2 separate regions of the Mus musculus genome follow, and region 1 is linked to region 2. A link is a loop called in an ENCODE intact Hi-C map of the cell type or tissue named here. Cell type or tissue: gastrocnemius. All regions are shown on one strand. Links, peaks and the distances in the headings refer to the core of each region. The heading gives the core; the rest is flanking DNA. Region 1 holds the start of Med31 (mediator complex subunit 31). Region 2 holds the start of C1qbp (complement component 1, q subcomponent binding protein).

Evidence for each region. A loop is a pair of places that touch in the nucleus more often than their neighbours do. Peaks named below come from ENCODE experiments on the same cell type or tissue, not always from the same donor. Only the 100,000 strongest peaks of a DNase experiment are listed, where the experiment ranks them.
Region 1: it touches region 2 in a loop (7-fold over the local background); 2 of 42 quality-filtered maps call a loop at or near these places.

What each region holds. Positions count from the first base shown.
Region 1 is chr11:72,212,703-72,218,074 of GRCm38, forward strand. Med31 (mediator complex subunit 31) reads right to left here and starts at 2,890. Exons shown (of 4, transcript NM_026068.2): 1 at 2,259-2,890; 2 at 1,436-1,513; 3 at 1,075-1,171. The coding sequence starts at 2,286. It overlaps 4930563E22Rik (RIKEN cDNA 4930563E22 gene), which reads left to right and starts at 2,436. Exons shown (of 1, transcript NM_001163728.1): 1 at 2,436-5,372. The coding sequence starts at 2,629. The coding sequence ends at 3,018. In gastrocnemius, for the core only: CTCF peaks have their summits at 2,456 and 2,660; DNase peaks (open chromatin) are centred at 2,425 and 2,958; H3K4me3 peaks cover 1,995 bases; H3K27ac peaks cover 1,680 bases.
Region 2 is chr11:70,979,743-70,985,114 of GRCm38, forward strand. C1qbp (complement component 1, q subcomponent binding protein) reads right to left here and starts at 3,284. Exons shown (of 6, transcript NM_007573.2): 1 at 2,983-3,284; 2 at 2,428-2,578; 3 at 268-361. The coding sequence starts at 3,208. It overlaps Dhx33 (DEAH (Asp-Glu-Ala-His) box polypeptide 33), which reads right to left. Exons shown (of 12, transcript NM_178367.4): 12 at 4,349-5,372. In gastrocnemius, for the core only: a CTCF peak has its summit at 3,360 (motif pointing left); a DNase peak (open chromatin) is centred at 3,305; H3K4me3 peaks cover 1,748 bases; H3K27ac peaks cover 1,488 bases.

The sequences.
Region 1 (5,372 bases), core at 164-5,163, 1.2 Mb after region 2:
CTCTCATTTTTAAAATTAGAGTCTCTGCCGGGCAGTGGTGGCGCACACCTTTAGTCCCAGCACTTGGGAGGCAGAGGTAAGCATATTTCTGAGTTCAAGGCCAGCCTGGTCTACAAAGTGAGTTCCAGGACAGTCAGGGCTACACAGAGAAACCCTGTCTCGAAAAACAAAACAAAACAAAACAAAACAAAAAAGAGTCTCTCTGTGTGGACCTGATTGGCCTGAAATTTGCTACATAACCAGGCTGGCCTCAAACTCATAGAGATCTACCTGACTCTGTTTCTTGAGAGCTGGGATTAAAGGGATGCCAGGCTAAACTTCTGGTTTTTCTGTTGTCTCCTCCTTTGAGAGGCACATCTAGACAGGGCTTACCTGTGTAGAGCTTGCTGCCCTGGAAGTAGCTCTGTAGACTAAGCTGGCCTTGAATTCATGTGCCCACCTCTGCCTCCCAAATGTTGGGATTAAAGGTGTGTGCCAGCTTCTTCTTCTTCTTTTTTTTTTTTTAAGTCAAAGCTATTGAGTTTGATAGTGTCCGTGTTTGTTCTTTTACAGTGAGTTAATGTGTACAATACATTTAGCACAGTGCTCGAAACAAAGAACACTCACTATAAAGAAGGGCAGTACCTCTAAAACTCCCAGAAAACAATACTTCCTACCTTCCTAGATTATAGTTTGGTAGGCATTAAAAATCCAGAAAGACAAGGGCAGTGCTAAGTGACAAGGTTAGACACCAAATTACATTAGAACTATAGTCTGAAACCAGTTGACTGGATCTTAGCTAGCCTGCATGAACAGAAGTGGTGTGTTCTGGCTTATATTACTTAGAGAGTAAGCTGGCTCCCATGAAGACAGTTGTTTGGTTCTGTTTGAAGGGAGTGAGGTAAGAATGGTAGCAGAAATAAATGCAATTCCTAAAATAATCTAAGTTACAGATGACAGTATCTTACATTAACTAAAAGCAGAAAGATTCAAAATATCATTTTCCATTCCCACACAGAGAAAACTGCTCAGTATCAGCACTTTGTATTTATGATAAAGTATACACAGATTTAGGATTATAAAAATTAAACTTACTTTAGATATTTGGCATATTCTGGTTCTTTCCAGTAAAGCAAATACTTAAGATAATTAACAAAAGCTTTGTCTTTGAAGTAACCTCTTTGGGCAAGAACTGAAAGACACAAAGAAACAATCCGTATGTCAACCAACCGCTGGACTACTGATTAGTAATCTCTAAAACAAAGTAGCTCTTAACATCCCTACCAACAGAACACAAGGAATTAAAAACACAAGCCTTTGTTTGCCCAGTTAACTTACAGACCAGAACAAATAAAATCCCATTCAAACACATCGAAGTAATAAATAGTATTACAAACTGCATCTCTTCTCAGAAATTAAGAGCTAGTTGCTTAAGTTAGTGATGTACTTAACTTACAATTAAGGTAGTTTGGGTTGGCTAAACATTGCACAAATTCCAACTCCAACTGAAACCGAAGCCGATTTCCAGCATCATCTAGGAGAAAAGACAAATATCAAAGTGCAGAAGAGACTTTCTTAGAAATTAAAGATATATGTATATGCGTGTGTGTATATATGTGTGTGTGTGTGTGTGTATATATATATATATATATATATATATATATATATATTCACTAAGTAATGAGGCCCTGTTTCCAAAACAAAAATAGTAAAACAAAAAATAGTAAAGAAATCCTTTAAAGTTAATTGAGGAAAAAATAAGTTGAATGGGAATTTACCACCTGCAGGCCACTTTGTTAGCGGAGATCACTGGACAGTCTGTAATAGCTGTGCGGTTCCCTAAGTTGTTATAACCACAACTATCAACTGTGATTACGTTAAGCAAAATCAATGTGCTACACAAAACCGAAGCATGATGCAAAGTGATTAAACAATGGAGAGAAGGCGGTGTCCGCATTAGAATACACAGGTTATCGATATTTCGGGCAAGTTCTTGGGAGTACCTTCAGCACAGACAGTGGAAGGTCTCAGTCCTCTCCCACGGCCCTGCACGGCCCCAAGAGCCAGGGTTGGAGTAGGGGTTTGAGCAACCCAGGAGCAAAGATGTTTTCACAGACCATAGTCTGAGAAGCAGCACAGCCTTCTCCTCCGCCGGTCCCAACTCTAAGGATGCCAAGTTGAACCCGAAAGACAGCGCAGGAAAAGGGAAAAGGGAGGGAATTTCGGGGCGTAGGACCATTCCCTTGGGGTGAAGACTCGGGGTGCAAGTCACAACGTACCTGTCTCCATAGCGACGGCCGCGGCCATAACAATCAGAGTGAGGCGAACACCACCAGCCCCGACCGAACCGCGACTTCGATTGGTGAGAATCCGGAAGCCACGGCTCCTACTTCCGGTCGCGGGGCAGAGTGGGACACGAGGGCGGGGACAACCTCACTTATGGGAAAATTAGCCCCACCTATCTGTGCAGACCCGGCCGGCTGCGCGCGCAGATATCGAGCGGGGCGTGCCGGAGGACTTCTCATTTTTTAGGTCTCAGAGTCCTGCTACCTACCCCGACGTAATACACCACCCTGACGTCACCTTTCCCTGTGTGACGTGACGCAGAGCATGATCCTTGGGCCTCTTTGTCCCACCTGACCAAGGTGTATGGGCAGGATGGCCTCGCCCCTTAGGAGCAAGTCCTCCGCCCCGCGAGTGGAAAGCACCCGCCACAAGGAGACATCGACTGTCCGCGTGGAGACGTCGTCCCACCGCGAGGAAACGTCATCCCACCGCGTGGAGACGTCCTCCCGGCAGGTTCGAACGTCTTCCCGGCAGGTGGAGACCTCCCAGCGCCACCGAGAGGGGCCCTCCCTCACCCCCTCCACGAAGCGACTCCCTCAGTTCCTTGAGGTGTCCTCCCAGCACGTGGAAACCTCCTCGCAGTGCACGGAAACGTCCTCCCGCCACGTCAGGGCGTCGTCATCCCTGAGGGTGGAGACTACTGTGCACCGTGTTGAGAGCCCAGCCAGGCAGAGTGCCAGAATGGCTCGATGAAGTGCCAAAGGTCCTTAGCCAGGACTGAAGAGTTGCCAGCCAGCCATCTTCCAGGAGAACCGAGCATCTTTGGTTTCATGGAAAGAACCCATAAATCAGTGTAAGAAACAGGCTGTGGTTTCTGGGGGCTGTTAACATGTATTGACATTGCAGCACCTTAGACCATCCTGTTGTTGACCCCAGTGTGCTATTAACTTGAAGCCAGCACAGAAGGTTTCAGACTGGTAGTGCAGTATAAACCTGGCTGATGGACAATGAGATTCTTTGAGTCTCTACACCAGGTAAGTTTTATAGTCTTAGGTCACTCTAGGATGTGTTGACGACTTGAAATTTGCAAAGAGGGGCCAAACTTGTCATGATTCTTGACCGCTGGCCTGATCATATACCTGCTTGAAACCTACAGGGCAAGGTATCATCTTTCATACATTATTAATTGGCCTTTATTAATACTTATATTTCATTATACATTTTCTCATGTTGTCATACATAGTATTCCACCCACACTTAAAAAATTAAATCAGGGGGTATAGGAAAAAACAGGACAATTAATAAACAATCAATAAAACCATTAATAATCTTGGAAGGGAAAGTAAAGAAGAAGCCATGACACTTGGCCTGAGGCGTGAGATTGACAGGATGGTAACTGAGTATTACTGCATGCTAGGTAGTAGTTAGAGCATGGCAGCTAGAGCAGTGGAAAAGACTAGGATCTTCCTCTAATGAAGAGACATGCAACAAAGGGGAAAGTAAGACAACATGCTGTTGTATTCCCGCGAAGGAAAGGCTGTCTGTCTTGTGGTAGAGAGTAGGGAACTCTTTAGAGAATATGGTCAGGGAAAGCCTTGCTGATTACATTTGGTCCGAGATTTGTGTGAGTGGACAGTGAGCCATATCAGGATCTAGAGGGAAGTGCATTCTAGACAGAAGGGAAAGTCTACATTTTTTTTAAAAATCAAAGATGTTTATGTAAGAGAAAGATCAGTTAGTATATGAGAGCGTGGTATAAGGAAGAAAACAAAAAGGAGGAAGATGCCACTTCATATAGAGTCTTGGAAATCTTCTGGGATTACAGTAAAGAGCTTGAATTTTATTCTGAGATCATCAAAAGAATTTAGTGCAAGGGAGCAAAGTGCGTATTGCAGTTTACAGTTTAGAACTACCTCTCCATCGAAGTTGCATTGGTAACCGAGTTGGGAATGATTTTGTCTCCAGAAGTGTGTGTGTTTGGGGCAGCGTGGAAGGTGCTCCTGCTTGCCTCAAGTGCCTAGTAGCCAGGGATGCTGCTAACATCTTATGGTGCCCAGGTCAACACCCTGTCCCTCCTCCAACAAAGAATCGCTGTGCTGAGAAAGGCAAGTCATTGGTGAAGTTGAGAAACATTGAGGTTTCTAGCAACTTTGCTAGAGGGTGGTGCACTAAGCAAACCCCTGACTTCTGCATAGCAGAATTGCGGAAAAGCCTGAAAGACAGTCATGGAAGTGTGTTCAGAGCATCTTCCGGTGAGGAACAAAAGCAAGCGTTCTCAGAGGAAGAGGATGTGTTGCTCTGTAAGGAACCCTCTCTCTAGCCTGCTTTAATAATGCATGTGCTACTTGCCACTAGAACAGAAGGCTGCAGATGCTGATTCTGCAGGACTCCTCATGAGTCAGAGCACTTACTACTTCCAGGCACTAATTTAGTCCCAGGGAGTGTACTGGACTGTCCCCGCAGAATGGGGGCGCAGGTCAGAAGAAATGTCATAACTGCTAAAGATGTTGATGTTATAACTACCATCACTACCCCAAGGCTACCTGAATGCCTGTCTGCCTCACAGAACTGCTAGTATCAAAGAATTAGCTAATAGCAAAGAATTGTCAGTTTTTTCCAGTTTACTAATTCTTTTTAATATGGCCAACTGTGCCTTAAATAAACAGATAAAAAAACAAACAAAGCAGTTGCTTCTCTTTGTGTTCCTCATTATCTTCTTGTTGCAAAAGTGGTATGTGTCTAATGTAACAAAATAAATCAACATAACAGTTAATACGATATTATATTTCCTGTCCATTACTAGCCTGGAAATAATGTCAGAGATGTGTTTGTCTGTCCAGACCTTTCTCCATTAGTGACTGCTTCTGTTTCCTCTTTTAGTAGTATTTGGAAGACTGGCTGAATGTGACTCTGGGAAAGCCAGGCGCCTGCTTCTGGATCGTTGATGCTTCAGGAAGGGCGTGGGAAGGATCCTGGTAGATTCCCTGTGGTCCTGGTCTTATTTTTATCTAGGATTCTTCCTCCATATTTCACTTATTCATGTTCCAAGAGAGAGAGAGAGAGAGAGAGAGAGAGAGAGAGAGAGAGAGAATGAATGTAATGAAACA
Region 2 (5,372 bases), core at 267-5,266:
CACGACGAGTGTTGACCATCCACTTGTCATCTTTCACACTGAAAACACTCCCAATGAGAGTTATCTGTAGACTAAGTCCTCCCATACCCCACACAGGCAGGGGTGGGCGGTCATAGCTCCTTTGTATTAAGAGGACACAGGCCAATAATGAAGCCTAAGCTCTACAGGGGGCCACACACTCTGAGAACATGGTCCATGCACAATCTACCTAAAAAGTTCCTCCTTCTCGGACAGAAAGACTGGCTGGCTGGAGTGTTACTAGCTTACCTCCTGTTCTTCAGCCTTCTGCCCCTGTGAGGGCTCCTCCTCACCATCAAATGTTGGAGGGATGCTGTTGTTGATGTTGAAAGTGACCGTGATCCTAGAACGGCAAGTAGAAGCACACTAAGGTACACTATTAGCACAGGAAGAGGGAGGCCTGCTGCGGTAGGGCAGGTGCGAAGGCACGCTAAAACAATGTCTCCATCCTAGCGAGCTGCACCAGGACTTAAACAGAACTTAAAACCAGCCTGGGTGCCTAAACCAACACGGCCATTAAACACCTTCTGAAGTGTTCATACAAAGTGCTACAAATTAAATGACTACAGCTGTGGATGTAGCTGCCAGGCTGGTGTCCCGGGGGTCTTTCCAGGGAAGCCATCTGCTCCAGGAAGCCTCACACGTGCTGCAGAGCAGATTCACTTTGCATAGTCACAAACTAGGAACTGAAACACCTAGTGGCTCTTCCCCCTTCTGGGGGATTCTGGAGCTCAAACAAGTACTCTGTGCGTGCCTGGCCGAAGTTCACGGCTGCACCCTGGCCCATGTGAGATGGTCAGAATTCTTATGTGACAGCACATGTTCTGAAATCAGATAAAATTCCTTTGCCTCCACACCTGCAAGCAGAAGTTCCAGGGCTACACTGATTCAGCAGGGCCAACTAACCCAAGCAAGAGGGTACTGGGTGCTGCTTCCCGGAGTTCATCTGGGCAATGCCTTGCTGCCACTTTGCCACCAAAAAAAGAATGGCAAGATGAAACCAGAAAGCATGTACAACCTGTGACAGCCCAGACTAAGCTGAGCCGGGTCAGTCAGTCTCCCTCTCTTGGCTTTTCAAGAGAGAGTTTCTTTGTGTAGCCTTGGCTGTTCTGGTACTTGCTCATAGACCAGGCTGGTTTGAACTCACAGAAATCCACCTACTCCGGCCTCCCAGGGTGATAGCATTATAGGCGAGCCCCTCCCTCCACTGCTCAGCCTGGCCTTGAACTTTCTTTCTTTTTTGGCTTTTCAAGACAGGGTTTCTCTGAATAGCCCTGGCTGTCTTGGAACTCACTTTGTAGACCAGGCTGGCCTTGAACTCAGAAATCTGCCTGCCTCTGCCTGGCTGGGATTAAAGGCGTGCGCCACCACGCCCGGCTAGCCTTGAACTTTCTAATCTACACACACACACACCTACCACTAGGCTTATAGGCCCCACTGGATAAAACTGCTTTCTTGTACACTGTGTTCCTAAAGCACCAGGGATGGATCCTGGGGCCTCACGCATGCTAGAGAAGCACTCAAGAGTCCAAGTAGACTTCTCTAAGGAAGGCCGTGGGCGACTGTGTAACACAGAACAGCACAAACAAGGGCTTAACGGTCTTAAGGGTGTGTGGTAGCACGTGCCTACAACCTCAGCACACAGGTGTCTGAAGGACCAAGAGTCAGAGGCTGGTCTGTGCTCTACAGCAGCAACACAGAGACCCTGTCTCAGAAATGATCGGTTTAGGAAAGCGAGAGCTAAGCTTGGCTAAGAACCTTCTACCTTTGTCTGATGGCCTTTCTACACTCTAACTTCTTCCTTAAAAGTTACATACCTTGCATTTTTAACTACTACAAACACAAGCCAGATGGGAGTTCTAAACAAATGAATTTATCAGTACTATTAAACATTAAAAAAAAAAAAAGTCCCAGCCCTTAGGTCCAGACTGGGCACAGCATCCCTCATTAGTAAGCCAGTGACTGCGCTTGTGGCTCCCAGACTCCCCTCTACACACCCTGGAGCTGCTTCAGGCCTCCTTAATAACCAAGCCCAGAAGTCTGTATTCATTCAGAGAATGCACTCCCTGGAACCTAAGAACTTTTCCAAGTAAATGCTTTCTTAAAAGCCATTTTATTGGCCAGCTGTGGTGGCGCACACCTTTAATCCCAGCACTCGGGAGGCAGAGGCAGGCGGATTTCTGAGTTCGAGGCCAGCCTGGTCTACAGAGTGAGTTCCAAGATAGCCAGGGCTACACAGAGAAACCCTTCCTCGGAAAAAAAAAAAAAACAAACAAACCCAAAAAAGAAAAGCCATTTTATCAAAGTACTGGGCCTAAGCTGAGGCTCTCCTGGGGATGGCCAGGACAGGGTGCTGTAGTCAGGGATTCCCGACTTGAGAACCCAGAATACAAGCCCTGGGCCACTTACTTTTCTCCGGCAACTTTGCGCAATAATTTAGCCTCCGTGCCGTTCACCTCCAGCTCCCAATCTCCAGACATCTTGGGAAGGGACTTGTGTTTCTGGATCTTCTTTTCTTCCTTAATTTCATCAGTCAAGAATTCAACGAAGGCCTTGTCTCCTAAAAGAAAAGCCAAGATGACCCAAAGGGAGAAAAGCCGGTTACCGATAGACCGGACTGTATCCATTCTTACGACACTAGCCCAAATCACTCCTTAAAACGTCCGTTTCTCACTCTATAAAAAGAGCAGGATATACTTACTGAGCTGAACTGATATTTATCATGAGATGGTTATTTCTTATCATGGACTCACTACTATTACTTCCCATATTAAACAAAAGAATTCCCAATTATCCTCTTTCTGGTTCCAAAAGACATAACCAACAACCACACTTTGAAACCACGACCCTACGGACTTTGCTAAGCCACATTTCCAAGACGCGAGAAGGGGGGGGAAGCTTTCGATCACGAGGGTCTGTTCCAAGCTGGGTGGCCGCACTCCGACTAGGGTGCGTGAACCTTACCTTCCGTGTGCAGAGCGCCACAGCCGCACGCGCAGGGAACCGGGGGCTGCAGGAGGCCAGAGCGCCGAGCCGAGCCGGCCCGTACGCTGAGCAAACCGAAGGGCCGGAGGCATGGCCGGGGCGCGGGCTGCAGGAGATGCCGAAGCGGCTGGGCCGGGATGGCGGTTCGGAGGCCGGAGGCGGCGGCGCCGAGGGCGCGGGGCACGCAACGCAGCAGAGGGAGCATCGCGGGGCGGACACGTGCAGAGGGAAGGACGACCGGGCCAAGGCACCGTGTGACCTCGCGCGCTGCCGGAAGCCCCGCCCTCGCCCGGGGAAGCGCTTTCCACCCCAGAGGACTGCAGTCATCCGGGCCGGACCGCGCCCTCTGCTGGGAGCCGCCAGTGCAGTCGGGGAGGCCTTGACTCAGCTACCTTGACCACCATGTCTCCCTTGCTGCCCACTCTCCCCAATTCACCTGCTTTTCTCAATCCACACCAAGCTTTGTTACCGCGGAATGCGTTCAGGTTCACCCCAACTCGCGCAAAACCGTATATTCAAAGATCACTTAACGATCTTCTGAAACCGACTAATTCTGGAAAGCCCAGGCTGACCTGCACGCAGTTGCTGTGGAGTGGACATCCTGGCCTCATTAGACATTAGATCCAGAATCCCAAGAACAGGATGAAGGATTTATGTTGGAAACCTTTGCACGCCCTAACAATTCATGGGCCAGTTTTAATGGACCATCGGTTTCCTGGGAGCAGGAATATATGGCTTACATCATAGGCGAGGCCCTTGGTCTTGCGAAGATTATATGCCCCAGTACAGGGGAATGCCAGGGCCAGGAATCGGGAGTGGGTGGGTTGGGGAGCAGGGGGAGGAGGAGGGTTTAGGGGATTTTTGGAGAGGAAACTAGGAAAGGGGATAGCATTTGAAATATCTATTAAAAAAAAAGAATCAAGGATAAGAGGCTGGAGATATGGCTCAGTGATTAAGAGCATTGTTGCTCTTGCAGAAGACTAGAGTTCTAGTTCCAGCATCCACATGCCTGCTCACAACTATCTAACTTCAGTTCCAGGGCAGCAGATACCAAAACACTCAAAGGTATTTAAAAAAAAATCAATCAATCAACCAATCAACAAAACCACTCCCCTCCCCAAACAAAACAAAACAAAACAAAAACCAACCAAATCACTCACACACACCCCAAAACAAACAACAAAAGCCCTGCTCATGCATTATAGTCCCAGCATCAGGGAGGTAGGCAAACAACTGAGTTTGAGACCTGCCTGGTCTACACAGCAGGTTCCAGAACAGTCAGGGTCACATGAAAAAGACTTCTCAAAAAAAAAAAAAAACAAAAGTAAATGCTGGATACCAAGACTTATCGAATGAATGGCAGTAAGAATAATGTTTAATATTCTAAACAGCATTCTTTAAATAAGGGAAAGGAGGCCCAACAAAAGAGGCCACACAGATCATTATACAAGATTCAGTTTTTATGGATTTGATAGTCAAAAGCAAATTTCGAGCATTATATACTAGAACTGTTCTTTTATGTTTGAGACCAGAGAGAACAGAGCACATGTCCAAATCCGCTTGTCAGTTTTCTACACTACAGCAGTCTATAGAGAATTGTTTCCCCACCGGTATAGTCTAGTTTATGTGCTCAAGGAATGGCATCTTAGATGCGCGGCCACAGTTCCAAACAGACCCTGGTAGCTGGAGCACAAGGATTTGTGCCACAGTAAATACTTTGCTGTTTTGGAATCCTGTTATAAGAGATGCAAATGTTCTCACAGGGATCCTGGTAATGGAACTGGTGCCCCGGGTGTCGCAGGCCACGGTTACCAAGAAGATAAACCCCTGCAGCACGCAGGGCTGTTGTGGAAGTTCATCTGTCTGTTGGAGGCTATTCTGTCCAGGCTGGAGTCTTCAGGTTGGAGAGTTTGCCAACTTGAAAAGTAGCTCAGGTTGTACTGCAGCAAAACCACAAAACATTTCACTTTCTTAAGAAAGCTTGAAGAGAGCTGTCCCTTTGGCTGAAGATAAGCATTAATTTCTTCGTAGTGATCTGTGGAGTCAGAATGGGGCTCCCACCTCATGTAATCCCTGAGCAGCTGTGTTGAATAGTAATTTTTAAAAAAGCTTAATAAAAAACTAAATATTCTATTAAAATCCCCCCACAATGTTAGAATGATAAACATATTTCTATACAGAAACATTGGGTCCTTAGAAACTGTATCCATCACTCCCTTTTCTGGGAGGTCCCAGTCCTCTGCAGCAGTCCCTCCAGGGTAAGGTCCTAGGCCTCACCCTGGAGCCAGTCACTGCAAGCTACTGTTCCCATGACCCAGAAAAGACCTCGATAGTTTACTGTTAGTTTACAGTGGAACAGAAACTGTTAA